Regions from separate parts of the Mus musculus genome. Here region 1 is linked to region 2. Evidence: chromatin loops called from intact Hi-C (ENCODE). Cell type or tissue: left cerebral cortex. All regions are shown on one strand. Each heading gives the region's core, and the rest is flanking DNA. Links, peaks and the distances in the headings are about the cores only.

Region 1 (16,550 bases), core at 6,987-11,986, 180 kb before region 2:
TGTGTTCTCAGACTGGTCAGTTTCTACCAGATCTTTAATACCCCAAAGCAACACCACTTCCTCTGTCTAGTCTCTGCCGCCATCCTGTCAGAATGTGATCTGCTTTTTTGAATGGTACATTGCTATAGATTCTGTCACAGCTCTGTGTGTGTTTGTGTGTGTGTGTGTGTGTGTGTGTGTGTGTGTTTGTGTGTGTGTGTGTGTGTGAGTGTGTGTGTTTGTGTGTGTGTGTGTTTGTGTGTGTGTGTGTTTGTGTGTGTGTGTGTGTGTGTGTGTGTGTGTGGTGTTTATTGTCAGCAGCTCTCCCCCATCAGGCTCCTGAGAAATAGAGTTGTTTCAAAGACATTACTGCTAAGTCATAGAATAGATTGTATGTGTGTTAGTGTGTACATCCATAAACCCAGATTTCGTATAATCTTAAAAAAATGAAATGTGTTCATCTAAGGTCCCCTGGTGTGTGAAGGAGGTGCTAACATTGACTCTCTAGGAGACAAAGCTTCATGGTCTGTAATATTTCTCCAGGCAGCTTTCTTCTCATCATCAGTGATAAGAGGATACTCTGAGGGATTATATACAGGTTGTTATGTTATAGACAGAGTATTACTGCAGCTATTGTTTGCATGGCTTGGTTTTATATCATTGCCTTTGAATTTAATCTCGTTCATTACATTACTTAGATTGTTGAGAAGATGTTCTTTGCTGAGGTTTTTATGGCTCACATGATCAGATTTCTCTGTCTATAGATAGCCTTTGCGTTCTAGGAAGGGCCTAGGGTCCAGCAGTCCTGTTGATAAATGGAGTTTGCAGTCATGTTTTGGCGGTGCCATCTGTGAGACTCGACAGGCTTGACTTCATAGCGAGAATGGTTGTGGTGCTGGTGGAATGTGGGTGCTGGGGAGGGTAAAGAATGGTGCTTTCTTGGTTTTGCCAGGGCCTTGAGCTAAGGGTTCCATTGGTAAGGGGTGGGTGTGGGCAGAGGGATGGTCAACAGGAATGGCTTCCAGATTATAGTACCTCATTTACAGGGCTGGAATGGCTGGATTAGACAGATGATAAACCCAGCCAAAGCAAGCAGAAGTATCTGAGCACACTGAGTACAGCAAGCCTGGAGAGTCTGGGCAGCTCCCTTCCCTGTGGCAGGGAAGGGAACCTCACTTCAGTCCAAATGCGGGGTAGGTCTGAGTGGTTCATTCATAAGCAGTCCTTACGCCTTCATGAGAGACAAGTTGACATACAAGCCATGGCTGGGAATTCGACAACTGTGCTCTGTTTTTCTCCATTGTCCTACAAGTTTGACTCAATCCTTAAAACAATGAGTGAGCTGATCAGAGAGTGAACACCTGAAGTCTAATTATTGATTCAGGCCAACTTCAGATGCATGACGAGGCCATGGTCCAGCCTGAGAAGAAAGGTGATCTCCTGAAGTAGACAAAGCCTGAGAGTGTTGGCCTGTAAGAGGGCTGGCAGGAAGATACGGTGTGGCTCTCGCCAGTGCACCTTGCTTACAGGTGATGCCAGGACACCAGCCAATCCATAAGCCCCTCGGATGCTGTGTGACAGTCAGTAGCTCTCACTCCTTGAGGACTCTTTACCTGTCTTTGAAAATGGCTTCTTCCCAGAGTGTGGTGTGGGGCATATCTTCCATGGTTGCCTTCTGAGCAGAGATCAAGAGGGACTACCCCCATTGCGCTTCTATTCTTCAGCACTGAGTGTGGAAGCCAGGAACTGCCCTGTGTAATGCCAATGGCCACTCACCCCCAGGGAGCAGTACCAGGTGTGCAGTCTCCCTTTCTGATCCAGCTTTCTCTTCTTGCAGGTGTACACACTGTTACCAGCACAGCCACAAGGCGGATTTCCTGTGTGCTTGAAGAGAGAGAAAGCAATGTCCCCGTGTCTGTAGAGATGATTTGCAGTCCAGCCCTGCTGAAGCTGACCGAATGAGACTATGGGCTGTGCCTCTGCCAAGCATGTCGCTACTGTTCAAAATGAAGAGGAAGCACAGAGAGGGAAAAGCTACCAGAATGGAGATGTGTTTGGCGGTGAGTGCTCACACACTTTCCTTCTGGCCTGGTGGGTGCAGGCCATTCCTGCTGGCGATGGCGGAGAGTGACTACACTGATCTGTGTCCTCTGCTATTGGGTCAGAGGGATGTGAGACTTGAGTGTAGTCAATGCAAACCCTTCCTATTCTCAGTTGCTATCATTTGTACCTAGGGAGGCTCAGAGATGGTCGTAGCGGTTTTATATACAAGTTCACGCGCACATCAACCTAAAGAACTAGAGAGGCTCAAGTCGAGACATCAGGCAGTGACTCGTGTCCTCAGGGGTGACAACTGAAAACACAAGCCAAAAGTGGAGGGAAGGGAGTTTTGTAAATGAGATGGTGCCTGTGTTTTAGGGTTAATAGAGTGAATTCATATTTAAAAATCCAGTGAAGGTTAATTTTAGTGTTCCTAGTGCAGTGATCCCACAAATTGCAAAGGTCATTCACATTGCCTCTTCTCTACGCCCAAATAATTAAAAACCAAAACGGGTAGCTTTTAACAAAATCAAGATGCTTCACAGAAACACTCAGATGTGTTGAGTCGCTCTCACAACTCTGGTCTTCATTTCTGGGCAGTCGGCAGGGTAGCGTGGTGTTTGCCCCTCCGGTCAGCCTGGGGCCTCCCTTGAACCACACACCCTTCCGCATATTTACACACCAAGCCTAGGTCACTCTGTGACATTACCTGCCTGGCCATTTACTGGATTTTGAGCTTCTTGTCCTTGGGTTTGTCCTTGGAAAGATCAGTTTCTCCTCTGATGGAGTGTGTATATTTGAACACAATTCTAGCTAATGTAGGGCACATGGAGCAGGTTTTGTTAAATGACTTTAGTAGAAAAATCCAACGACCTGAAGATATAAATTAAAAAAAAAAGTAGCTGTGTTATTTATAAAATGAATAAATAAATAAATAAATAACATTTCCTTTCTTACTGGATAAGGAATCTCACCAAGAAATACCTCATCCCCCAGTTGCTCTCAAACAGGGTTGTCCCTTGTATGATGACTAGCTGTGTGTGTGTGTGTGTGTGTGTGTGTGTGCGCGCGTGCAAGTACTCACTGTGTATGTGTAAAGCCACATCCTCCAGTCACTCTCAGACAGTGTTATCTGTTGTAAAGTGTCTAGCTGTACGTGTGTGCACATGCCTGAAAGTGTGTGCATGTGTGTAGAGGCCAGATACCTACCCTCAAGCACAGTCCGCCTTGGGTGGTTTTTGCTTGTTTTGTTTTGTTTTGTTTTGACATAGTGTCTCACTAACTGGATAAGTCCCAGGGCCCAGCCTGTCTCCATCTCTCCAATGCTGGGATTATAAGCATGCGCCACCAAGCCTGGCCTTTCTGTATGAGTTCTGGGGAACAAGACTCAGGTCTTTGTCATATAAAGCAAGCTCTAAACTAACTGAGCCATCTTCCCAACCCTGGCCTTTGATTCATGGTAACGATTGTTTTTGAACTGGGATTTCCACTGTTACATTAATGTGCGCTAATGAATGAGAAGTTTTATTCCTGTAACAAATTTGTTGTGGTGATTACCTGGAGGACTTAAAGGATAGAGGAAAATAATGGATATTTGAGCATCTTAATAAAGCCAGACACCAGCTACTGCAACCTCATCTAATGGGAAAACAGCTAATTGGAAATAGAACCATTATTGTGACCCTTTAATGCTTAGCTTCTGAGAGAAAATGATCCACCATCAAAGATGTTTTTAAACTAACCTCTGTGATGGTCTGTCATGATCGCTGTGATGATGGAGCTACTGCGGGTGGAGCTGCCACCATATGTCAATCCCGGGAGGCATTTGCATTCATTTTCATGTTGAATTTTCACAACAATCCTGTGAAATATGTGCTGTCTCAATTTGCATATGGAGAGGCTGAATCACAAAAAGCTGGCTGCTTCAAAGCTGCCCAGCTCTTCAGTGTCAGCATCCACGTATCTCGGGCCCTGGCTCACCACTTCATCCCTTGCTCCCACTGCAGAATAGTGTTTAAGGCCTTTGGCTAAACGTCATGGAAATTACAGAGGCAAATATAGCATAGCTCTTGCTATCCTCGACTTTGTGAGAGGATAAGGAAGTGTTGTGAGACAAAATAAACCAAATACCATACAATACCTATCATAGTAACTTTAAAGGTAGAATCAGAATGAATTCTTTTTACACACACACACTGTGGTTAGGAAGCATATATGTGTGTGTGTGTGTGTGTGTGTGTGTGTGTGTGTGTATGTATATATATATATGTGTGTATGTATATGTATGTATATATGTGTATATATGTATATATATACACACATACATATATTTCCCCATATACACACATACACACACACACATATTCGCCATATATGTGTATACACATATATACATAATATATGTATTATATATATGTATATATTTACTTCCTGACCACAGTTTCCTCTCTCTCTTCTTCTCCCAGTCCCTCCTACCACTCCCTACCACTGCTGCTACTTCCAGTCCTCCTCCATTTCTCTTCAGAAAATGGCAGGCCTGCCATGGATATCAGCCAGCCATGGCATATCCCATTGCAGTAAGACTAAGCACCTGTTAAGGAGAGGTGAGGCAGCCCAGTAGGAAGAAGGGTCCCAAGGGCAGGCATCAGAGTCAGACAAGCCCCTGTGCCCACTGTTAGGAATCCCACAGAAGACCAAGCTATACAACCATGACATATGTGCAAAGGCCTAGGGACTCACAGCGGCTCACAGAGACTGAACCAACAACCAGGGAGCCTGTATGAATGGATTCTTTATAGTGGTGGCATATGAACCTGGCCTGGAAGAATCCAAACTTGTTGGATAAGAGTTTAGGAGAGAGCTAGATAAGAAAAGGCTTGAAATCCTGTGAGACAGATTCAAGAGTTATTTTAAAAAATCTAGTTTGAATGGAACATGCGATATAAGTGAAGAAATCCAAGTCAGGGTTAACTTATAGAAAAAATACATATTAAATTACAATCTTTGGAGAGAAAGTCTTAGGGCAAGATTTGGTGATTTTAGTATACAGTATATTCAGCTCTTCAGAGGTTGCTGGGTAGACTCTTGGTCTCAGTGGTTTGCAACAGCTAGAGCTTGTTTTATTTCTGGGTCATCTGGGTGTCATGTAACTCATCTCTCACCCTCCCGGTCCTATACACCAGAAGCCACTGAGGGCAAAATATCCTTGCTAAGAAGAGCAAGACCGTGAATCGCACATATGGGTGGTTCCTAAGGATAGTTACCTGTGCGCCACAGCTCACTAGCTAAAGCAGGTGTAAAAGGCCCAAACTCAAGAGGGATTAAAGTGCATGCTGACCATATTGTATTCGTAGCAAGGATGTGCGTGCAGGGAGCAGCTAGAATCTGGGGAATTGGACTATTCCAGGTCTACCTAGTCCCTGCTAGCTCTGTGCGTCTGTGTAGTCCAAATCTAGGAAGTACAATTAAAGAATCAGCTGAGGTTTGTTGCTGCTGTTGTTTTTTTAACCTCCCTAGTACTCATTGAAGTTTTATTTACCCCACTATTTATTATCTGGTTAGTTTCATTTACATATTTACAAGTTTGTAGCATAATGTTAAATAAAGCAGGAATATAAGGGTGGGAGAAACTTCACCAGTCATGAGAGATTCTTTTTCTAGCTTTACTAAGGTCTGGCAGTAGAAATCCCAGAACTCAGTATTGAAGAAAATGCTGGACCCACCATGTTACTGAATGCTGCAGTTTAAATATAACAAGCTATGTCCTGCTTATATATCTCTACTTGAACTAGTTTGCAAGGAGAAGATCTCCTATGCCAATATTACCACTGATAGTGCAAGTTAAGTATCTGGCTTGTCATTATCCATTTAATATCTTTTGTCACCCACCGACCAGGTCGGCGCTCTGTTACTGTACAGTAATTACCTCCAACTTAGTGTGGCAACGCAGTGTTAGGGCAATACAGTGATGCAGTATTTCTCTCTTTGGTGGATCTCTTGGGAGCAATTTTCAAAGAGAGGTAGAGAGCTCCAAGGAAATGAGAGCTACTGACTGTCACACAGCATCCGAGTGCTTATGGGTTGGCTGGTGTCCTGGCATCGCCAGCAAGCGAAGCGCACTGGCGAGGACCACACACACAACAGCACTCTACTGTCCGAAACGGGGTTGAGCCTCTGCTGCGGTTCACTCTTCACAGAGTTGCCAGACTTTTCAAACAGCTGCTCTCATCCATGTGAGGAAGGCCAGGCTGCCCTGTGCCGTTTCTACTGCCTTCATCTTTTCAAATACTTTATCCAAGGTAGACTGTTGCATGCACGCACCACGCACACACGCGCGCACACGCATGCACGAGCCATTTCTAAGGTCTCTGAATCTTCTCTTTCTTCTCATCCCAGTTTTAGTTGTTCTGTGGGTTTTTTGTTTGTTTGTTTTTTAAATAAATCATGTATTTGTTGATAGGTGTGATCTCTCTTATAAGCTGGTTAGCCAGCTGTGGGTAGGAAATGCATGGTCTTTAGAGGGACCAGGTTTCCATAGGGCTAAGTGCAGGATGAAGGAGGAATGCCCAGGGATCAAGTTAAACACTGACCGTTCCATCCTCATTTTATAACTAAACCGGCTCTGACTGCTGCTGAGTTTGGTTTCAGGAGCACCCGATGTTTACAGCAGCCCTTTAAACAGAGGTGCATAGATCATTGTAGTAAAAGTCTTTTGGATGGCATTGTAAGATCAAGCAGCCGGCCAGCAACCAGAAACCTAGCTGCTCTCCTTCATGTGGACTTAGTTATATTCTCACCCTTGATGGTTCATAACTTGGAACATGACATACATTGCTGCCTGTTTAAATGTTGTAGGGACCAATTTATCAGGGCCACGTTGAAGATTAAATGATAAAATGTTCCCAATGTACTTAGAATTGCGGAGCAGTGGGAGGCAAAGTAATAATTCACTGTGTATCCCTCATAATTTTGATTGCACAAAGTGAAGATTCATTAAGGACACTTTGCTCATAGGATAATTACAGAGAGGATAATGTGACTCTGTGTGGGACCACAGCCATTAGCCACACGTGACTCTGAAGCATGGATGATGTGGCCCAGTCTGAGATGCTTTTTACATTTTGCACTAAATGAAGAGCTAATATGGAAAATAACCAAAAAAATTAGCTCATTAATCACTATTGATCATATATTCAAGTGATAATTTGGATCTATCAGATTAGGTAAATTGTATTATTAAAATTACATGCACCTGCTGTTTTTTAATGTAGCCACTAGGAATGCTAAGACGCCAGGCCAGGCATGGTGGCACATGCCTTTAATTCCAGCATTCAAAAGGGAGAGTCAGATCTCTGAGTGTAAGACCATGCTATGGAGTCAGCCAGGGCACCCTTAAGAGGGTGACTGAATAAAGTAAAGGTGGTCTGCACAGGCAGTGGGTTTTATTTAGTTAGAAAGAACAAAATGAGGTTGTGTGCAGAAAAATGAATGGAACTTGAGATCTTTGTGTTGATAAAATAAGCCATTTACACACAGACAGGTTTGTCTGTTTTCTCTCATATGCAGAGTTTTGGGGAAAGAGACTTAAAAGTAAAAAAAAGACTAAAGTAGATAAAGAGACTGAAAAAGATAAAGGAAAATGGTATGACTAAATTACTTTTTAGACATATGCATGGAAATGCCTCAGTAAAATCTATTGCCTTGTATAATTTCTGTTTACCAGTAAGAAACTGAAAAACAAAACAAAAAGCCTTAACTCAAGATGGGAAGAGCATATCCTAGTGTAGTCTTGGAAGATATCTTGATGCTTCAAATAAGGGCTCAGTAGGCTTTGCATGGCTAGAAGCCCACACAGACTTCATAAATTACAGAACTCTGACGTGCGGGCCAAGAGTTTTAACTACTGCTTTCGTAATAAAAGTACAGCCTGCTTTGTTACTTAAAGCCTTTGAGAATCAAAACTCTACTGCCTGAGGGAAGTTGCTTCTGGAGACCTTGGAGATCCTGAATTAATTCAGTGTTTTCTAAAAACTGCCTGTTTCATACCAAGTAGCCAATGGCAGTTGTTTCTACAATGTGTTGTACGCCATATTAAGCACGTCACACATCCCTTACTTCATCTTCAAAGCAGCCTGAGAGAGGGACTCTAGTGTACCGGACTCCACTATCAGGTAATAACACACACACATACACACACACACACACACACACACACTGTTTAGCTCAGCGTCCATATGTATATACTCATATATAGTTCATATATAAATATATATACATTTATATATGTGTAAATTTTTGTTTATATGTGTGTATGTATACATATATACACACACGTATGAGCTTGTTTTTATTTATGTTTATATATAAATGTGTGTGTATATATGTAAATTTTGGGATACAAATGTGTATGTGTGTGTATATATATATGTACATACATATGTATGTATACATACACATGCACACATATATTCACTCCCGGGAAATATTCCCAAATGCTAATTTTTCCTCACTGTCAGCGAGCACTGAGAGCCTGTTCCCTTGCTGTTGGATATGGACGTAAGTGAAAGATAGGGTCATATACCATTCAGTGTTACAGGCAGCCTGACTCCAACAGGAAAGAGCCTTTGATCTGGCAGAACCTGTGACAGGGTTACCATTACAGGATTACCTCAGAGCCCTCAGGATTCCCAAGGGGTCCCAGCAGATTCCTTTAGTCACTCAGCTTCCCCTCCAGAAGCCTTGTGTTTCTGTAGCTGGCTAAAGGGAAGTGAGCTCGGCCTGGTGGAAGGCCACAGTGAAGCTGCTGGTGCATCTGGCATCCTCCGGTGAGGCCCAGGGAACCCGAGCTGCAGGCAAGGCTGGCTGGTGCTGGGGGGGAGTTCTCCAGAAGTGACTCATCAACAGGAGTGGGACTGGGAGCGTCTCTTCACCTTAAGCAGTTCTCAGTGTTTCCTTCCAAAATGACATCAGAGAATTTGAAACTGTGACTTCTTCCCGGAATCCTGGCTGTGTAACAACGGATGTTTCATGGGCATCTCCTGGCAGTCTCCATGTTGCTTCACCCACCTGGCAGATTGGCCTCATTTCGTCTCTGATGTTCCTGTGTAGAGATCCACCCTGGGGCTTGAGCATGGCTGCTGCTTTCTCTACTGAATTATTCCATGGCGTTAAAAACATACTACTGGACTCTTGATTACAGTTCCTAAGTCTTTTCCACATGCGGTTGTTAATACTATTACCTCTGTTTGAGAGGAGGAGGCTGAAGCTAAGGCCTATCCTGGTCACATAGCTAAAGAAGTGGGACTGTTTATATAATGAGGAGGGTAGCTTGCCTGAGGGCGCTCCCCTTCAGGAATAAACGTATCTGTTGGGGTTGGGGGACGTTGAATCTAAACTAGCCTGTGCTTAGGAGCTTTGGGGAAGTAATTGCTAACTGCCTGCTTTAACTCAGCCTTGGCTGTTAAGTGAGGATGTCTGGAGATTCTACTGTGGTAATTAGGGTTATTTTTGGTGGAGTTGAAGTACAATCATGTTAACCACACAGCTATGAAATCTGGCAAACTGGCTTCAAAGCCTGGCTGAGCTCCTCACACACAGATACATAGACTTGTCAGACTCGTGAGCTTCTCATTGGCTTAGGTTCTGTCTGTGCAGTATGGGCGATACCAGGACTTTGCACGGAGTTGTTGGGCCTTCGACGCATTCTTGTATGTTAAGCTTTTCTGTACTACTTGGGGACACATGATAAGCAGTGAAAGGGTGCCAACTGTTAATCTCCACCATCCTGTTGGCAGCCTGAAGACATGCGTGCTTATGTATGCAGCTGTGACTTCTCAAAGTTGTTGATCGGTCCTTTGCGATTTAACTTGAGAAAATCATTATCATTTTCTTAGGGTTGTCACATTCAACAGACTTGAACAATTGATTCATGAGCCTGAATTATTTGTGTTACTATGGTCATTCTCTTCTGTCTTGGCCTAATCAGAACTTCTGTCTATGTAAGGTGTGTGTGTGTGTGTGTCTGTTAAACAAGAAAGGTAAAGGTTATGACTTAGAAATAATAAATATGATAAGATGTTGCTGGGGTTTATAATCCTATTAAGCCTGTATAAAAGACACACAATCCAGATATTTTAATTATAAGCCCTACGCCTAGATTGGGCAGGTCTTGGGCTATACTTTCTTATTCCCCTGCCATAAGGCCCCTTATCACTTGCTGTTTCTCCTGATCATGCAATTCTGGTTCATGGCGACTTCCTCTTCCACCAGCCTTCTTCCTCGCTCCCCTTCTCTCTCCCTTCTTGCAACTCCCTCTCAAGCCTCCAGTCCCACCTTTGCCCTCCACTGCCCTAATCACAGGTTTTAGCCTTTATCTGACAGTTAAAATGGGGAGAAGGCTCACATGGCATCAGTTGAACACCTGATGATCTGCTTGTAGGGGGCAACTACCTCTTGAGGAGCCAGGTTTAGCATTAGAATACAAGCAGCCTCAGGCCAACCCACAACAATAGGCATATTTCCATCTAAGTATGCTTTTAAAATTTTCCCACCGTACAGCTTAATGCTGTATTTGTTGTGTGTTTTTTATTGCTGTGACCACATACCCCAGTAAACAACTTCAGGGGGTAGGGCCTTATTTTGGTTCACGGTTTCAGCCTGTGCTGGCTGGCTCCAGTTCGTTGGGCCTGAGGTCAAATAGAAGTCATGGCAGTAGAAGTAAAGTGGCAGAGAAGGCTCATTCATCGGGCAAGGAAGCAAAGAGAAAATGAGGAAGGACCAGCGGACCTCTTCCTCAAACTAGACCTCGTGCTGAAGTTTCCCCACCTCTCAGTAGTTCGATTGAATTATGAATTAAAACAAAACAAAACAAAACATTGTGTCCACTGATGAGGTCAAAGTCATCATGGCCTGCCGCATGTTTCATCTCTGAACCAGGCCTTCAATGTGTAAACCTTTAGAGGACTCCAAATCCAAGCCATATTGCCAGACATAAATTAATGTGTGAGTGTGTGTGTGTGTGTGTGTGTGAGTGTATGTATGTGTGTGTGTGTATGAGTGAGTGTGTGTGTGTGTGTGAGAGAGATTGTGTGTGTGTGAGAGAGTGTGAGTGTGTGTGAGTGTATGTATGTGTGTGAGTGTGTGAGAGTGTGTGTAAGTGTGTATGTGTGAGAGAGAGTGTGTGTGTGAGAGTGTGTGTGTCTGTGTGTAAGTGTGTGTGTGTGTCTGTGTGTATTTTCCCTGTGATTTCCCAGCTCTTCCTATATATGGACTAAGGATGTTTCCAGAAAGATATTTATTTGTGAAGCAGTGCATTGACAATGAGGAAACAAGATGCTGACGGTGCCTGTGGCTGTCATAGAGAACTGCATCTAGAACTAAATGAAAATTTAAAATGACACACAAAATAGGGATCATTTCACCTCACATTGCATCTATGAAGAATATTCATAATATTAAAATTGAATTATTAAGAATTTCCAGATGAAACTAGCGCGTGCGCATGCTTATATACCTTTGTGCATACCTGTTACAGTGTATTTGTGGAGGCCAGAGGACAACTTGCAGGAGTTGGCTCTCTCCTTCCCCGATGTCACCATGTGGGTCCCAGCAGCAGAACTCAGGTCACCAGGCATGACCGCAGGTGACCTGCCATTTCTCTGGGCCTCCACTCTCTGGCCCTCCAAATGAATCTAACGATGTAAATGTAAGATAAGATGTAAATGTAAGATAAGAAGTGTGGTGCTGAGGAGTTAACCTCAGTCCATAAAGCGTTCCCACACAAGCATGAGGGAAGTTCCGTCCCTAGGTAGGGCCCATGTAAAAACCATGCATGTATGACCCGGAGAACATCACGGAAGGATGGAAGAGATGGAGGATGGGAGGCGTGTTCCAAAAGAGCTCTTCTGGGTAAGACATAGCGGGTTGCACTTAAGAACTCACCATAGATGTGGTTATTTACACAAGACATGCCCAAGATTGGCTCAGTCAACATTTCATCATGGAAAGGGGAGGAGCTGATGAGACCCCACTACTCCCCACTACTCCGTGAGAGTTGATTGACAGTCTCTTCAGTGAGGTAGCTACTAATACGTTGCTTATTCTCCAGGAATACCTCCCACTTGTGCTCACACAGGAAACCTAATGAAACACAGTAGCTCACACACACAGAAGACAGGGAAGTATGGGAGGGGCGACATGGGAAGAAGAAATGTTTCAGAGAAAGGAGGGGGTGGGGTTAATGGAATGTGAAAATGGATACAATACATTCTATGCATGCATAAAACTCAGAGTAAAAATACGTTTTACCTAGTAATTTTTTTTTCCAAAGTGCCAGCTGTGATGGCATCACGTGCTTTGTAAACTCAGGGCAGAGAAGGAGAACAGGGGCTCCCCGGCCAGCCAGCCTGGCCAAGTGCCTTTATAATCTTAGGTTGCAAAATGTCTTCCCTATAATGCTATGAAATCTGATCCCATAAAAACAAGCTGACACGTTTGGCTGCATGAAAATCTAAAGCCGCTGTGTGGCATTAACTAAACAAACCACTGTAAGCTAAGTTAAAAGACAACTGTCAAACTGTGAAGACCATTTGCAAAACAAATAAGGTAAATATGGGAAAAATTTTTTAAAAAAAATACTAGCTGAAATCTACAAACAAAGAACATCCTAAGGGAACACTGAACTAAACTTGCGACCAGGCAAGTTATAGAAAAGTTGCCAAGAGTTCAATAAGCAGACAGAAAATATTCAACCGCTCATAGTAAATAACTCCTATCCTCACCCACCCCCATTCCCAACCAACCTCCATTTCCACCCAATCCCCATCCCCACAAAAAGAAAGTAAAACAAAGCGGTTTTTACCACCTCAAACTAGGCAGGAGTAGACATCTGTCTTATGTTCTAATGAGTAATGTCAAACCAGAATTTTGTTTTTTGTTTTTTTTTTCTGGAGCACAGGATAGCAGTGTGCATATGGGATTTAAATAATTATGCCTTTTGCTCCTCCAGTTTTGCTTTTTCTTCTTTAATTAGGAGATAACTAGACAGGCAGATGTTGTCCACACCTGTATGCTCAAAGGTCTCCCTCACTGTCCGGACATGTGCGCCATTGAGCCGTCAAGAGATCAGTGATCCTGCAGTGCTTTAAAGAAAAAGGCACAAGGAGACATCGCACAGCATGCCTTATTTATGATGGCTTCTCAAGAGTTTCATTCTGTTATATTTACTTGTTTGCTCATCTATTTATTGATTTATTTATGTGTGCACCATAGTGCACATGTGGAGGTCAGAGGACATTTTGTGAGAGTCAGTCTTTCCTTCCACTACATAGGCCCTGAGATTGAACTCAGGTCATCAAGCCTGGCAGAAGGCACCTTTACCGGCTGAGCTGTCTTGCTGAACATTTGGGTTTTCTTGTTGTTGTTGTTGTTGTTGTTGTTGTTGTTGTTGAGCCTTACAGGGTAGCTCTGGCTAGCCTACAGCCCATTTATCTACCCAGGCTGGTCTCATGGCAATTGTCTGTCTCTGTCGCAATTGGAGGCATATGGTGCCATACCTGTCTGTACATTTTATTTGTAATATATGTAATATTCTATGTCATATGCATAAAGAAAGAAGGTGTTGAGGAGCCTTCCACCAACATTAGCAATAATAGTCTTCCTTTGATAGTTTCAGGTGATTTTGAATTTTGAATTTAGGTGATTTGAATTATAAATATAAATTCCTTATTTTTATAATTAAAGCCCATTATCCAGTGCAACTATTTATTTTGATAAATATAATTTAAAAGTTTCCAACCTGCAAAGGGCTTCAGTTGTATTTTTGAGCAATGCAGATTTGCTCCCTCAGGAAAGCAGACTATGTCTGGAAATAGCTTTGGGACATAGGGATCTGTGTGGTGGTATGTTTCCTCAGGTAAACAGATGGGTCTGATCTAGTTTCATTCAAGTCTTTGTGTCCCTTGTCAGTCTGCAAAACATTTGCTGACTGTTTTGCGTGCTTTGGACACCACACTAGGCATCACAGCTCATACAGACCAGACGGGCAAAACTAATTTCTGCCTTTAGGGAACTAATAAGTGGTGACAGATGGATATCTTGGCGTACAGTGTCAGTATCCTGTGGTGATACAGCGGAGGGTGCCTCAGCACAGGCTCTGGGTGGACACACACAAAGCATGATTAAAGTCTTTGCATAAAAGATGAACAAACAAAAGAGCCAGTGATTCTGAGACATGGTGCTGGTACAGGCAGAAGACTCAAGACGTGATGCGGTGCATGTGAGGTCTGTCTAGAGGATACTGGGGTCTGAACAAATAAGCAAGAAATCAGATAGAAAACCTCACATCAGGAAAGGAGCCCTAAATATTTAGGAATTTCACACTTATTCCCCCAAAAAAGCTCACACAGACAGTTTAAGAATCATGTTACAGACCTGGAAATTGGCTGAACATCTGGAAAATGCTAGAAAAAAGTCTAGTAGATGGAGAGCTAATTCCTTTGATGGTCGCCCTTACCTCATATTAGATAATATGGGTCCTGAAACAATAGTTCCAGAGCACAGGCTCACATGTATGCTGAGAGGACATTATTACTAAACTGTGACAAAGCCAGCTAAATCACGGTATGACAGCATAGCCTTTGTCTTTTGGGATTGGACATGACCTACTTATTCTTTTGAATTGCTGGGGTCTTCAAAGAAATGATGTTTGCACATCTTAGGTTACATGCAGATACTCTTCATGAAGACCATCAAGGAAGCTGGTAAAATGGCCAAGTGACCTGAGCTCAATGCCAACACACAAATAAAAGCCAGGTGTAGTGCAGGTAAAGACAGGTGGGTATCTGGAGTTCTCTGGCCAGCCAGTCTCATCAAAACCGTGAGCTCCACATTGAGTGACACAATTCTGTCTCAGAATATAGGTGGAGGGTGATTGAGGAAAACACTCAGTATCCACCTTTGGCCTCTAAATGAATATAGACACATGTGAATGCATACCTGTACACATGCTATGTATTCATACACACACACATACAAACACACATGCATGCACTCACACACAGACAACCACTAAGCTTTGGGAGTCATCACCACCTTAAGATTTAAGTTGCTCCCATTGCTTCAGGGAGTTCTGAATCTTTGCCTATTTCCAAAGGGGAAGAATGAGACACATTGGGAGGAGTCTGCACTACTACTTCATTCCTGAGGGACAGCAGGAGAGACATAGTATCCGTGAGATGTGCACCTCCATGAGACAGCAAGAGTATGGTATAGCCCTCCCTTAAGTATTCTTCAGCTCTGAAGTATTTTCAGTTGAGCAGTTTGTGGTCATACATTGTTGTCACAGTTTAATTGCATTTCTGATTACAATGTTCTAAACTGTGAGGAAAATCGCCCCAGCCACTTAAGTGCTCCTAAGCTATTAGTCCTCCGTAAGGAGTGTTGATTGGCTAGTTAGAGAGTTAAGAGTGTTCCATGGGAATGAGTCTATAGGAGAAGACACTGTATGCTTGCTGGGTATGAGTACCAAAGATATAGATTGAGGCATCCTGCTCTCAGACTTTAAACTGTTTTACAAGAAATGTATAGCAAACTATTCAGCGAGAAACTGGGGACAGAAATCAAGCACTAAAGAGCAGTGAGTGTCCTGTGGCCCAAATGTCCACTAGTCCCCTGTCCACCAGTCCCCTGTCCATCAGTGCCCTGTCCACCAGTCCCCTGTCCACCAGTCCCCTGTCCACCAGTGCCCTGATGTTCATGCTCTAAATGTTCATGTCACCTCTCAAGTTAATATAATGAGATTCTAACTCCCCATGTAATGTTGAAGGTTAGGTCTTTGGAGACGTGGTTAGGTCTCGAGACAACATTCATGAGTATTCTGAAGGTCGCACCGGTCACTTCTTATAGCATCTGGTCAGACACTCTCCTCTTTTTGATTCCCAAGCCTCATTTCATCAGTACTATTGAAAGAGGAAGTGAGGAAGCTGGAATGTTAGGCATGGAGAGGGATTTGGAAAAACGTCCAGAGACAGTGTCTTTGTTCTAGAAGCTTCCAATTCAGTGGTAGAACACCTTAGATCACCCGTCTCACTGATTTATTAAGCACTATATAAGTGAGGCTTTCTTGTCTCTGGCCTGCCATATGGTCAGCCATAGATAGTCACTAGGAAGTGGTGACTACTGTGACTCTTCAGGTGGCAGTGACATCAGAACTCAAAAGACATGCCCTCTTATTGTAACTTTCTGAGCCAACTCTGGGTGCTATCCTCTGGGTAGTGTGATTCCAAGGAAAGCAAAGGGTACCAGCGTTTGGATGCAGATTTCTTGAAACTCATCTGATGTTTGGTATTGCTTGGCTCTTGAGCTCCTTGGACCATATAAAAACTGTATGTATCAGATAATTAATGTCACAATAGTAGTGTGTATATAAAAGTTCTGCTAACATATAACTATCCGTTACTGTATAAGCATGCATAGAAATTATCTTTGAAAGTTCTTAAGATTTTTTTCTAATAAAAGCTTAGCTAAAAAGGGCC
Region 2 (14,588 bases), core at 1-5,000:
TTAGAGGCATGGCCTTGCTTCTGCCACTACAGTTTGCTGTTTCCTGCTTCTGGTTCTAGATGTGTGCTCTCCGATCTTGTGCCACCTCGTCTGATGGCTGCCACTCCCTGCCATGATGATGATGGGCTCTGACCCTTGGGGACCATAAACCCAAAGCTGCTTTTGGTCATGGCTTTCAACACAGGAATAGAAAAGGACTAATGAACCTACTTTTGATGATAATATTAAAAGAGGGCAAGTAATTTTATTAAGTATAAGTAAATTCAGACACAAATGTTACCAACAATGACAGAGAATTATTACTTTTTTTAAACTGTAGTTTGTACGAGGTACTATTTGAGTTTTAGAACTGATGCTTGCATGGGTTTCTATACCACAAAACACCTGCAAATTCATTGCCCTGGGGTAAAGAGAGACAAAAGGAAAACAGAGACACCAAATTCTAGATATTTGTACAATGATTCTAAAAATTTGAAATTTAAAACTAGACCAGAATATTTACATGTTTTATTAAATTTACAATCAGTAATATAATCAAATACACAATTATATACAAGGATTATATACATTTTGCCCAGACTTTTACATCACAGTACATAGTTTCCATTAGAAATATTGTATACATTTATCACCAAACAACAAAACCCAACGACAGTAGTGTTACAGCACCTGTTAGTACAGACAGCTTTTTCATAAATTACATCATAAGAAAATATACGGCTGTAAATTGGGCTTTTAAAAATGTCTTTTATAAAATCTGAACATACAATGTTTCATTCACAGAATGTTTTTTTTCTATGTTCTGACTGTAGCCTTGTGCATAAACAACCAGTTGGAGTATTGACTGAATGCTACCCTCCCTCCCCCTAAAGTTGTAAGCACTATTTGAATTACTTAGGCTGAGCTTTCTTATGATGGATCTGGCATGGAGTCTGGTGAGAGAACAAACGCTGGCTTTGTATAAGAAAAGTTAATATGATGGTAATTTAGATCTAAAAGAATTCCCGAGAAAATAATTACATTAGTGAAATTGAAGTCAGAGAGTGCATAATTTTTCACTTAAAAGTATCTAATACTGTAAAGAAAAAGGAAAAGGAAAATTACAAAATAATTTGTTCTAAAACAATTATACTTTTTTTGGAAGCTTATTACATAGGTTAAAGAGAAAAAAGAAAACCTACTTAACAAAATACCCCACCCAAAACATATCTAGTAAATTACTGTTCTTTCACATTTAAATTTTATGGGGAAAATATTGCAAATTAGGGCATATAATTTCAATGGAGTTTTTATGTGAAGAAAAAAAATACCTAATTTTACTTGGTAAACAAGTTTTAAAACTTGAAAAATACCTGAATTAAATACTTGCTCTTAACAGCTAACCTTTAGCTTTCAGGTAATATCCGCACTTGATTCCAGGTTTGTAAACATTATATAAATCTTTCTTAGTCAAACAATTTTATGGCTGTGGTGATCATTTCAGCTCTATTTCTAAGCAGTCAACATTTAACTGAGGTAGACCAGATGTTTCTAAACTCAGGGTCTCAGAAGTCCCTGAATCTTCAGCAAGTAAATAAAATATCTATGAAAGGTTTTTAACAAACATCAACAACAATGAAAAAAAAATTTTTTAAAAATCTATGCTGTTGGAATTTCCTAGTGAACTCAAAAGACTACTTTGTGGCAGGCAGTATGTCAAATACAAAAATGGATGGAGACTCAGTTAGAATGTTGTGTTCTGACGCTGAACGTATTCCTCTTTTCTTAAGTAGGGGGAACTGAGTATTATTCCTTCTAGTTAGTAAGTAAAATGTCTTAAATTTATTTCTTTAAAGGATTTGGTTTTCCTAAACAAATCAATAGGTGCCTTAATGAAGGGCAACAGCTCCTCCTAGTGGCCAAAGGAATGTAAGTGGCAGTCGCTGGCTTTTCCTAATGTGCCATGGGCTCCCCTTCATGCCCTTAAGTTCTCAAAGGAAAAAAATATGCGGCTTTGATAACTTAGCAGAGTTTGATTTAGTCAACAATGGCTTTGAGCTACAAATACAAAATCAATCCATAGAAGGCTTCTGTAATCAAAGTCGCCAAGGAACATCTGTTCCCTTCCTCCAAGCCCCAGTCCTAGAAATCAAGTCAAGTAATTAAGCGTCAGCTATTTTGGCAGCTTTGCAATGAAATAAAACGAAGCACATCTCCCCTTCTGTATACTCTATGTATTACGGTTCTATCTTCTCACACCAAACTTCCCATGCAGAGAGACTAAAATACCCATGTTTGCTGTCAGGTTTAACTACGAGTTAATGAAGGCCTTGCCATGCTACCCCGGCCCCAAGGAATTCTCTAAGATTCATCACTCACTGACCAATCATTTATTTGGACCTTTTGAAAACAGGTATTTATTCCCTTATAAAAGGGCACGCTTACCTGGGACCTAAGACATGAACTTACACAACTACAGCACAGCACTGCTGTCATTCATGGCTCCATAGATAACCTAAGTCATTCAGTACCTCAAAACCACGTTGTAGAGAAAAGTTACTGTGTAATGCCATGGTAAAAAGGAATGAAGTCCCTCAAATATTCCTTTAGAAGCAATTAAAACAAGTTCAAAAATAAATAAAATGAATAAAACCATGATTTCAATGTAGAAGTATCAATAAGCAAAACCAAAAATAATTAAATGTGACCAGCTCCAGACTGCCACACACACCCCCAAAAAATCTTTTTCTTTTACTTATATGGCTATATAGTTTTTACACAGGTCACCAGAGACTAATTTTCAAGTCCACATTAGAAGGAAGGAGTATTTGTTAAAACAAAACAAAACAAACCTAAACCCATGATTTAACAGAAAATGTGACAGACTCCAGCTTCAAAGGAGAAAGACAGTAGTCACCCCGGGACTACAGTCTACTACCATGGTTTCTCATGGCTCTATAAGATAGGGAGATGGAGCAGGGCTTGGAGACGAGCCTTCCATCTCAAACTGCATACTAAAATGGATGGAGTAAGGCTGATGGTTAGAGGAACCACCTTAAGAGAAATGAACTAGAAAAGACTTCCAATCTACCCCACCAGGACCTAATGCTGAGTTCCATCTAGAGTAGTCATAGCTTCCCCCAACGGGAAGTTGATATTGCAACATTACAGTTTCTCCTTCTCTATTTACCCCGAGCAGTAAGCAACAAATTTCCACACTATCTACCGGACCCTCTCCATGGCCCCGTAGTAGGTCTTTACGGAGACCTATGGGAAAAGTACACTGGGCTCAGCTTTGGTTAAATGCTAAGGTCATTGTTGGGAGAGGAAAAGAAATCAAGTCGTCCTGGCCATTTGTCACTGATTGAAGCATGTAACAGCGATGCGCAGAAACTGTCATTGCCGTAAATGCATCTGCTTCAGAACCCGTAGGTCACTTAGAGAGTTCCTGTGAAGGCAGCAAAGCCGAGATGCCACAATACTCGCTCAAATCTTCCCCAAGCCCAAGGCAGTGAAGCTTTCTTCAATCAGAAAGCGACACTGACTCTGTTCCCAGGTTCCATTAGCTGAATTTGCTTCTTGTCTACCCAGGAGTGGGCAGTCATCTTTCCCTGGCCAGGGATACCGCCATCTGAGGGCTTGTGAGTCTCCACTTTGGATGGGGCAGTTTCAGTGGTCAGCTCTAACACAGCGTGCTCCAGGTTCCTATGGTGGCTACTTACCCCAGTCAGAACGCGCTTGAGCAATGCTCAGAGCCTCCCAGGAGAGCCTGCTTGGTACAGGGTGGGTGTCACAAACCACAGTTTACCTCTTCCTTTTAAATATCTACCACCAGAGTCTTTCCAGAGAGTCATAGTTCATCCTTCTCCATCATTTCAAATGCTTCTATGTCTTCATTCCAGTCTGCTAATATGGAGTCTATAGGCTGGGCCTTTGTACCCCAGCTGACATTAGGACTGGAATCTTCCTCAGTTTCTGATTGTTCTTGAACTTGGTTATCTAAGTCTGTACATTCACCATCAAGGCTTGTAGTCTCGTGGTTTTCGGTGGACCCAGATATCTGTTCAGAGGGGGCAAAGCCAGCAGCCTCTTCACTGTCCGATGGAGACGCCTCTGAGTGAGAATCTGCAGGGTGTTCAGGGCTCTCCTTATCAGCCAAGTCGACTGTCTGAGAAAGCGAGAGCATCTGCTCTGCGCTCTGATTCTGAGAATCATTTTCAGAAGATGGCTGGTCTTCATTTTCCATTTCGGGATCTGCACAGGAAAGAAGCAAACACATCACTCTCCCTCTTAAAAACTGCACCACATTTACAAAGTCACCTGGTTTCTGCAGTAAAATAAATAAAGCAGCCAATCAATGACAGCTGTGAGTGTGCTGGCAGTGAAAACCAGTGTCCCTCCCAATGGAAAGGAGTAATAATAACTAACAGCATAGCCCTGACTTGGATGAGGATTAATAAGTAACAAAAGCACCAAACAAACATGTTAAAATGCATATAAAATTTCACCATCATGACTAGAGACGACTCAGTAGCTAAGAGTGCTTGTTGGACAATGCCATGTAACAAGCTGGTGTCTCACAGATACCTGTAACTCCAATTCCAAAGGATCCTATGGCCTCCATGTTTCTGTATAAGCACACACACACACACACACACACACACACACACACACACACACACACACCCCTACACATACAATCAGGTATACATATACAATTTATTAACACCTAAGTTCAAGAAAGCTTGTACACAAAAACATCCTAAATGCAATAAATTTTAATAGCATATATCATTGCTAAAACTTGAAATCATATTTGTTGGAAAAGTGAAATTACCACTCAGTGATCCACTTAGAGTCAAACAAAAAAACATGATGGCTACAGGCATTAATATGACTCATCGAAATATTTTCATAAACTGAGATTGTTAATAAAGCTATTACTGTGTATTAAAGTTATTCTAAAATTCACTAGGAGCCTAAGCAGGTACAGCTTTTGTAATGAACATCAAATATGAAGCCCTGGAAGTCCTCTGAGTTCCTACACTGCAGTATTTAGTGGCCTTGTCACCTACTGCCCACATCCCACTTGCCTTCTTTCTGCAATGCAGCCAACAGAACTCTGCCAGCTGCCTGGTGCCGGAGAGAAAATGAGGAGTGAAAACTAACACTATATCTGTCTTTAAGCATCTCACAGCCCAACGAGAAAACAATATCCACAAAAACTGGTTATGTGTGCACATAAGAGAAATACCCCGCTTTTAATCAGGGAGCTAGGCACAGGCTACAAGGAAAGCTTGCAGTGATAACATCTGAGGGCCCCTTCTGAAAGGAAGCAGAGCATGGGGTCGGAGAGGGAAGAAAATGGACCTACTAAAAACCCAACTAACCCGGAGGAAATGCGGACAGGCAGGCACATGCGGGTGAGCACGCACCGCCCGCTCTCAGCAGCTCTCTCTCATTGCCTTAGGGAAGTTCCTCACACACATGAGCACACACACTTACTCTCTCCAGTTGAGGGTTAGAGTCTGTGGATGGTTTAAGGAAGAACTGTCGTCACCCACAGACCTGAGTGTTGACACTTGGTCCCAGGCGCCCTGTTTGGTGCTATTTGGGAAAGTTTAGGAGGCAGAGTCTTCCTGGAGGACGTGGTCACTCGGGATGAACTTTGGGAGGTTCATAGCCTAGGCCCGCTTCCATTTTCTCTCTGGTTTCTGGCTAAGGCTGAAGATGTGACCTCTCAGCTGCCTGCTGCCATGCTGCCACAGCCATTACAGATTCTAGCCCTGTGGAAATGTTATCTAAATCAAACTCTTCTCTAAGCTGCCTTTGTAGTGGTATTTTGTCACAGTAACAGAAAAGCAACTTAACACAATTGGGTTTCTGGTTTTCTTGTTAGTTTTTTGCAGGGGAGCTGAAGGTGTAGACATCTTAGTTTCCTTCTCTTTTCTTTTCAATGAAATGCCTTATTTCTCTTATTATTTTACCATCTCAGGGTTCTGAGCTGTGAAAGAGGCACAATTAAGTAAAAAGTTAGGAACCATGGGGGTGAGATTAAACAAAGAGGGAGCTCAGCACTAGACGACCATAGGTTCAAGAACAGCAAAGTCCTCAGGCTTCGCTTTGCACTACTCAAGTCTAGAAGGGCAGGGCGGGTGCAGGCCTGTCCTGTCGAGTAAGGAAGACTGCATGTGGCTGAGACCCTTCAGAGGTTACATTATGATCTGGTGTCTAGGTAATGCCATAAGCAACAGAATAACCAAGGTAAATATAGAAAGAATACAAGTATTACCTATATTTTTAGACTATGACTTATACTGAAACTAAAGTCTGGTGGCTTGAAGAAAATGGCCCCCAGAGCCCACAGAGAGCTGCACTATTAGGAGGTGTGGCCTTGCTGGAGGAAGCACACCACTGGGGTAGGATTTGAGGTTCAAATGCTCAAGTCAGGCCCAGTGTCTCTCTCTCTCTTCCTGCTGCTGACACAGAACTCTCAGCTACCTCTCTAGCACCATGTCTGCCTGGATGCTACCATGCTTCCTGCCATGAAGATAATGGACTAAGCCTCTGAAACTGTAAGCCAGTCCCAATTACATGTCTTCCTTTATAAGAGTTGCCGTGTCCAGGACAGCCAGGGCTACACAGAGAAACCCTGTCTCGACAAACCAAAAAAAAAGAGTTGCCATGGTCATGGTGTCTCTTCACAGCAACAGAACACTAAGACATAAACCAAACCTAATTTTAAGAAATACTACCAAAGTTAATAAAAAACATTGTAAAAAAAACTTCTACTCCTCAGTAGAAGCCCAGCATCTAACAGTGAAACTGTACATCTTCCCTAATATAAATTTTAAAAAAACCTTCAAAACAAATTTATGACAGGTATACAGCTCAGATTGCTTAAAATATACAATGACAGTAAAAATAAGAGCTGATTAAATTTATAGATATGTTCCAGAACAGGACTTCGTCACATTTAACAGTTTTCACACACTATAAAAAATATGCAAATACATGATTTAAAAATGAATCTCGTTTCTACTTCTTTTAGTTTTTGAATTAAAGCTGAAATTCTAAACAGATTCAGTATGGGAAGAGATACCATGTGAAATGTATTCACAACAAAACTTAAGTAACTTGCAGAGGAACAAGCACATAGGTCAGGAGAGCAGAAGCACAGGCACGGCCATCTGTAAAAGCCTGTGGACCCACAGGACAAGAAGGAGCAGGGACAGCAGCCAAGCCAGCCTGGGCTCTGATCTGAGAGGAACAAAGATTCAAAGGAGGTACCTGTCACTGTCTAAAGGGTGTAATGTTGATGCAGAAATGGCACATCAAAAAGCCAAGAAAAGTCCAAGGAACATTAGTGGGTCTTACTAATCAAAGGGGAAGATAACATTGGTGAAAAGTTGAGTTTGCATGCTATACAATCATTCACTCACCAGCACATTCTATGGTAAGTAAGAGCAAACCTCATAGTTAAGAAGAGCTATATATTAAACAATCATACAATACAATCATTGAACTATAAGAGGAAAAAAACCCTTATATTCTGCCAAGAGTGAGAAGAAAAATGTCATACAGAAGGTGGCATTTGATTTGAGAATAGAATAGCTGAACTTCTCAATGAAGAAAAGAGTCACAGGGATGTAAAAACCCAGAACCTGACCATAACGCTGGGTACTCCTCTCCAGGCAGAGAGCCATCGGCTCAAGTCTGAGGCTACCCTTGCTGGAATCAGACCTTTACGACAGTCTTGCGCAGCCCAGCACCAGGGCAGTCACACTGAAACCTACGTTGGATGGGTTATCTGAGGACTGAGACTGCTTGGCTTCAATTCAGGGCAGTTTATAAGACAGGACTCTTTCTTTTAATCTCTCTTTCATTTCCTGTCTGATGTTTTACCTGCCACACACACACACACACACACACACACACACACAAGAGCGGCCTTGAGAGCGTTTGTCTCTAGGCTTTAGGGCACAGAGCGCTGCCTGTTTTGTAGGCTGAAAGCTTGAGAGCATACTGGATCTTTAAATGCTGATGCTTTCCTGAAGAACAAGGAGAAGAGGACATGGTGGCGCACGCCTTTAATCCCAGCACTCGGGAGGCAGAGGCAGGTAGATTTCTGAGTTCAAGGCCAGCCTGGACTACAGAGTGAGTTCCAGGACAGCCAGGGCTACACAGAGAAACCATGTCTAGGAAAACCAAAAAAAAAAAAAAAAAAAAAAAAAGAGAGAGAGAAGGAGAAGAGGAAAGCTGACTGTAAATTGTAAACTGCATCAATTTAAAGATAACCAACACATTTTTTGTTTGTTTGTGAGACAGGGCTGGAATTTTTAAATTTTAAAATTCAAAATTTGAAGCAATGAGACACTAAGAGACACAGTGTTAAAACTGTGTGTTGATAACTTAACTTTAGAAGTGTCAACAGTTTCCCCAAGGAAGCAACAGTTCTACTTGATAAATTTGTAGTGCTTTCGCCTCTAAAGAATGTATAATATCTGAACCCTGTTGCTAGCAGGTAGAAGGGCAGCAACAGATATAGACATTCTAATCATCTAGGGTCTAGGAGGAAGCTTGTCTGGGGCTTCTATTTCCTGTGTTATACGTGCAAAGGTCTTCTCATCAACAAGGAATGTGACATCATTTTGGAAGGATGTTCTGAAGACATTCTGCTGCTTGCATTAGGTGCTTATTACTTGACGGTCCCTTACATAACTCTAACTAGAACTCGTGACGCAGAGCTAAGAGACAGAAAGGTCTTCTGGGTGTCGTCCCATGTCTGTCAAAGTACAAGTGAAGAACTACGGTACTACAATAGTCTGCTGAGTATGTCCAAGTGTGGGATTCAGACTCTAACTCAGCACAGTAGGGAATGCAGGAGCATCCACTTCTACCAAGCACATCAGCCACTGCTGATGCTGGCAAAGCACATGAGGTGGTGATGGTATGGGACAAGCTATTGAGAACCACTACAGAATTTAACTTCTTAGAACATTATCCTAAGTGAGGAAAGTGGCTGATCCAATAGAGTTAGTACCACTGATCTATCTTACAGTGATAAATATTATATAATTAGAACTTGTTGGGTTGGCTAACACAGTTATACATTTCTCAAAGCACTATTATATACACAAACCTTAAAACCCTTTATCAAACAACACTATAATATTAACAGCTCAATAAAGTCTCAGACTATCAAAGTGCTCTAAAATATTACTTACATAATTCCTTCTTAACACATAGTTTTTAAGGGACTACTATCCTTTAGCAAGTCTTTTCTAGTGAAACTGACAGCCGTCTTCCTTACACTCACCCTGGTATGGGACACTTGCTTTCCCATAATCACACAGCCTCAACTGCTGTGTACCTCTCACCTCACAGGAGCTTTAAACAAGCCAGTATTTTAAATATTTTACTTTGTAAACAAAAAAATGATGAAAAGTAATAGTCTCTTATATAACAATGCTGCTGTCAGGGTGACTCATGCATGGGCATGGATTAGTGAATTCAGCTAGAGTATGGACTATATAATTAATAGGATTGATTCTGGAAGGATCGATAAAGAATTATTATTATTGGACAATTGACTGGACATGGAAGTTATAAATTACATTAAGTCATATATTATGGTACTCAATGAAGCAAAATTATATATATATATATAATTGGTTTATTAAAACAAAATTATATATGCATATGTGTGTAGTACATACATACACATGCATATATAATTGTTTTTTAATGCAAGATACTTACTACTGTTAATAATGTAGCTTGGAATCATTTTACCTTTTAATATGGCTGCTGAATTCCAATGGCAGCACAAGAAAGGGAAAGCAAAGGCATTACAGAGTTATACAGTAATTTTAACTTGTCTGTGTTTGATGCACAGCGGAGCAGGAAGGGAGTGAATTTTGAAAAAGGGCCCCGGGAAAAGGAAATCAAGTACACAGGAGGGTTTGAGAAGATGAGGACCTGCTCATATTCTGTCTCCATGGCTACACATCCTTACACACCCGACTCATTCACTCCACGGCTCTCAAATAGCTATCAATTCAGAGACTCTCAAAGAACAAAGCAGTACAAAAAGACAAAAGACTGACTAGGATAGCACTGTACTGTTCACATTTAAAAAAGATGTCTCGTCTGGGAACTAAGTGGTTTTGAGCATCTGTTAACACTCACAACCCCTTACACACCATATCACAGCGTTCATTTAAGGGAGATGGGTGAGGACAGTGTCCTCTATACTGCGGCTTAGAATGACTGCTACCAGGAGCAGGATCATAGCCTACATCTGACATCCCACTTCCCCTCAGGTCCCCCATCTCCTCAGGTGTGAAAACTTGTGCGGCCTTTACACAGTGGTTTCCCGAGAACTTTCCGTTTGTAACTCCTGTAGTGTAAATCCCCATGAGATGAGGCGCTGCGGCCTTTCTAGAGTTGTCATAAAGAGTGGACATGACAGTACAGGTTGCCGGGAAGACCACTACTACCATACTGTATGCCACACCCTGCATGCAAAATGTAATTCTGAAAGCATTCTAATTCAGTCAGCAAAACAAATTTTTTACTATTTATAATAATAAATTACTATTAATATTTCCTAATATTAATAGTAAATTATTTTAAACACCTTATTTATAATTTAATTTATATTATATAATATGAAAATAGTAAAAATAATAAATGCTAATAATATTAATAAAATAAAAACAATAAATTACTATTGTTTCCAAGAGAAAAATTCTAAACCACCATCTAACATTGTTCCTTGCTTTACCAGTGAACTAAAAGTAAAAGCAGCGAGCCTAGGTGACTTTGGTCGGCAGGCTGCCCGCCCTGGCTCTTACCTCGGTCTCTCGCTTTGTCAGAAAGGAGCACCTCCACCTGCTCGTGCTCGCGGATGGCGTCCAGGATGATGCTGCCTTCCTTGCTGAACAGGAACAGCATGGGGATCTTGATGTCGTCTGTGTCCTTCCCATCGCCGGCCATCTGGAACAGGGGGGCCGTGTCGCTACTGCTCCCCTCGTTGTCATCTGGCCAGAAAACAAAGAGGGAGTCAGCGCTTGTTACCTGCTAATGGAAATGCTCTTATGCCCCCAAAACAAGTATAACCTTTAGATGAGCTAATTTTATGATTTATCCCAAGGAAATAATTGAAAGCAGCAAAAGAAGTTTTCTAGACTGCACAATTATAAACCACCCTCAATAAATTATTATGAATTACTCGACACAGAAAACAGTATGTGGAAAGTACAGCACACCAGTCTCATGACTGGACTATCTTCCTATGTGTAAGGAAAAGCCTCCACAGGGAAGAATTTAATGAGCAGGATCACACAGGTCTAACTGTGAGCGAACTTTTAGATTTCCTCTAATGGTTTTGTTACAGTTTGAACATTCCGACTTCAGAACTGTAAAATGCTCTGAAGTCACCAACTTTAGACCAGGGATTACTTGCCTGGGAATAAGCGGAACTAGACAGTATTGTTATTTCACACTGGTTAATTACCAGTTAAATTCTCTGACCATGTAAATGTCAATCATATCCCCTTTCAGTATCACACAGCAGTGATACTGAAGTATCCCTGAGTAAAGGAGAGTCCTGGCAACAGTGTGTCTTTCTCTTAGTAATGACTGATCAGACAAAGGATGGCCGTCTGACCTGTGACCTGCTGTGATCCTAGAACTGCCACACAGAAACACTGTCTCTGCCTGTAAACAGTCCATGTAAGTGACTGGGACTGTGTGCCTGGCTGCCTTTTGGGAACTGTGGACAGAGAGGGAGAGGGAGTAGGAGCGGGAGGAGGCACAGCTACAAGAGACCCAAAGCTGAGACAGCTCCAGTGAAAAGAAAGGTGGGACCTGTCAGCTACAGCAACGCTCAGTGCATAGAGTTTCCCAGATATAAGTCCTACTCTTGGGCTGAATGAAAATCATCCCTTCCCATATAATAAACAACCTCCTTTCTTAAAATAACAAGTAAATTATTACCTCCTGTAGTCACATGCTTTCTAAGGTAATTTGTATTTTTAGTCCTCATAATAAAAAATTAAATAAAAATACAAATTTACTCAAAATTTAAAAATTGCCTTATCAGGAAAAAACTTAGGGGAAAGAAGTCACAAACATTAAATTTCTTGCTTTTAATTAAAATTTCTGAGAACAACAACAACAAAATATCATTTTTTTGTTCCACAAAACCCAGTATAGGATTTTGCACCAATAGCTACTAAAGAAAATGTCTGACCTGACGGTCTTTTTTTTTTTTTTTTAAAGATTTACTTATTTTACATATATGAATACACTACACTGTAGCTGTCTTCAGACACACCAGAAGTGGGTATCAGATCCCATTACAGATGGTTGTGAGCCACTATGTGGTTGCTGGGAATTGAACTCAGGACCTCTGGAAGAGCAGTCACTGCTCTTAACCGCTAAGCCATCTCTCCAGCCCGACAGTCTTTATATATCATAGAACATCATGAAGACTCTTGCCCAGAAACTGGGATAATCTTATATACAGATATTTTTTAAAAGATTGATGTATACATCCTACACTACGTGTTTTACTTTAAATCTCTGTTTTTAAGTCTTGGTAAGTAAGAAATGCTCAAAATCATAGTGACAATAAGCTACTAAGTTCTTCAGTAAGAGTAGCCTCAATGTGAAAATAGCCAAGAACAAACAGGATGACTTAGGGGCTGGGAAGGGGCTCAGCTGGTACCGCACCTACCACACAGCATGAGGATGCAAATTTGGATGCCTGATACCTGCAGAGAAGCTGGGTACTGTGATACACATCTGAAACGCTAGCACTGGGGCTTAGGGCAATGGGCAGACCCTCAGCGTTCACTGGCCAGTCAATCTAGCTAATTCCTGAGCTCCGTAAAAGACTTCGTTTCAGAAAATAAGATGGAGAACAGCTGAGAAGACACTAATGTTGACCTCTGGCCTCCATGCACATGTGCATGCACACACAAACCTGTACATTTACACACTTGAAAACGACACGTGAGGAGTCAGAAAAATTTTCCTGTAACTGGTCACATAGTGAACGCTGTTGGAACTACCCAACTGTAAATTCAAAGCATGCAGAGACAGTATTTACATGAGTCACTTTGGCTGTGTCTCAGCAACAGCTAAACTGAGACACAAGCTAGCAGATCCATGCCCAATCTGGGTTTAAATTATTAAACACAATTTCTCCTAAAACTTTTAACTAATAAAATTTATTCACTTAAACCAACATTTTAGTACCCATATAGAATAAATAAAGGGAATAGTAAATAATCTTTGCTGAAGTAAATCTAAATATTTAAGTATTCACATTTTGGTTTTCATGATGCTAAAGTCAAAAGCAGGGTCACCCCCTCAATACCATCCCCCAGCCCTTTAAATGTCTTATGTACTCTCAGTGTAGAAATGGATGCTAATTAAGGAAAAGAAAAAATGCAAAACGAACTTTCCCAGTCACTTCACAACTGATGTGGGATTCCAGTCTTCCACTTCTTTCTAAATGTAAATGCCTTTTTACCTTAGACATATAAAAGTTTACATTCTTGCTGATAATCATGGCTTGTTAGGGGGAAAAAGAGAGGGGGTAAAGAATAGCAAAACACATGGGCAAAATCAGCTAAAACTGGTCATTTGTAAATTCAATGGGAAAAGTCCACAGGGATAAAATGTCCTACCATCTAGTGCTTATGTGTTGCTCAGTATTATGTAGCTCACAAAACCCTTTTCAGAAAGAAAAGATACCAAATAACTGGTAGTGCTAACATTGCACTACCAGACTGCGGCAGAGCCATGAGCTGCGCCCACAGGTATGGGATTCCAAAGCCTGCCACCCTGTGGAGGGACAGAAGTCTCTAGAGGCTGCCCCTGCAGGTGGCTGAGTGAGCTCTTACCTGGGAACTGTAGGTCTCAAGGGCAGTTTCTTCTCCAGCGGGTGGGCACTTTTGCAGCACTCTGACCCTCCCACCTCACCCCAAGTATTTTCGCTGACATCAATATACAGAAACCTCTGGATTGTCAAGAAATGATCACGTCACTGAGCCAGCTCTCCTTTATGTTGTCAAAATATAAATAACCTCAACACCGCTTTAACAAGATTTTAAAACATAAAAGGACAAGGCCCCGATCATCTACTCTGCCCAATACGGTGACCCAGGGGACCACTCACCGATCACAATGCCACCGATGGCGCCAGCATTCTGAATGTTGCGTGCCTTTTCTGCAAACATGCACTGTCCTCTTTGTATCAAGGCAATTTTTCCCATCACTGCCTCAGGGTTAGTGAGCTCTGAACAACCATTATATGGTTTACTGCTTGCAACAAATCCTCGTGTCTGTCAGAAATAAAAGCAACCTACATCATCTTCAATTATAACCTAGTCATTTAATTTTGGTAGCATGAGCTTTAAGGAAAGGGTTCGTTCTCCCTCCCTCCCTCCCTCCCTCCCTCCCTCCCTCCCTCCCTCCCTCCCTCCCTCCCTCCCTCCCTCCCGTGTGTGTGTGTGTGTGTGTGTGTGTGTGTGTGTGTGTGTGTGTGCACACCTACAAAAGCTATAGGTCAATCATCAGTCTCATCCACCATC

What was found. Hi-C counts contacts between places; a loop is a spot of excess contacts. Peaks named below come from ENCODE experiments on the same cell type or tissue, not always from the same donor. Only the 100,000 strongest peaks of a DNase experiment are listed, where the experiment ranks them.
Region 1: a loop joins it to region 2, with 2.3 times the contacts of the local background. A loop is called at or near these places in 1 of 42 quality-filtered maps.

The regions. Positions count from the first base shown.
Region 1 is chr1:151,992,034-152,008,583 of GRCm38, reverse strand. 1700025G04Rik (RIKEN cDNA 1700025G04 gene) reads left to right here. Exons shown (of 6, transcript NM_197990.3): 2 at 1,817-2,039. The coding sequence starts at 1,946. Among named protein-coding and RNA genes, the nearest start is that of 1700025G04Rik, 90 kb to the left of the region's middle. In left cerebral cortex, for the core only: no CTCF peak of the experiment used is centred there; DNase peaks (open chromatin) are centred at 7,914, 8,985 and 9,516; H3K27ac peaks cover 1,002 bases.
Region 2 is chr1:151,807,955-151,822,542 of GRCm38, reverse strand. It overlaps Edem3 (ER degradation enhancer, mannosidase alpha-like 3), which reads right to left. Exons shown (of 20, transcript NM_001039644.2): 18 at 14,174-14,339; 19 at 10,839-11,024; 20 at 215-4,233. The coding sequence ends at 3,830. Among named protein-coding and RNA genes, the nearest start is that of Edem3, 60 kb to the right of the region's middle. In left cerebral cortex, for the core only: a CTCF peak has its summit at 1,901 (motif pointing left); DNase peaks (open chromatin) are centred at 1,892 and 4,196.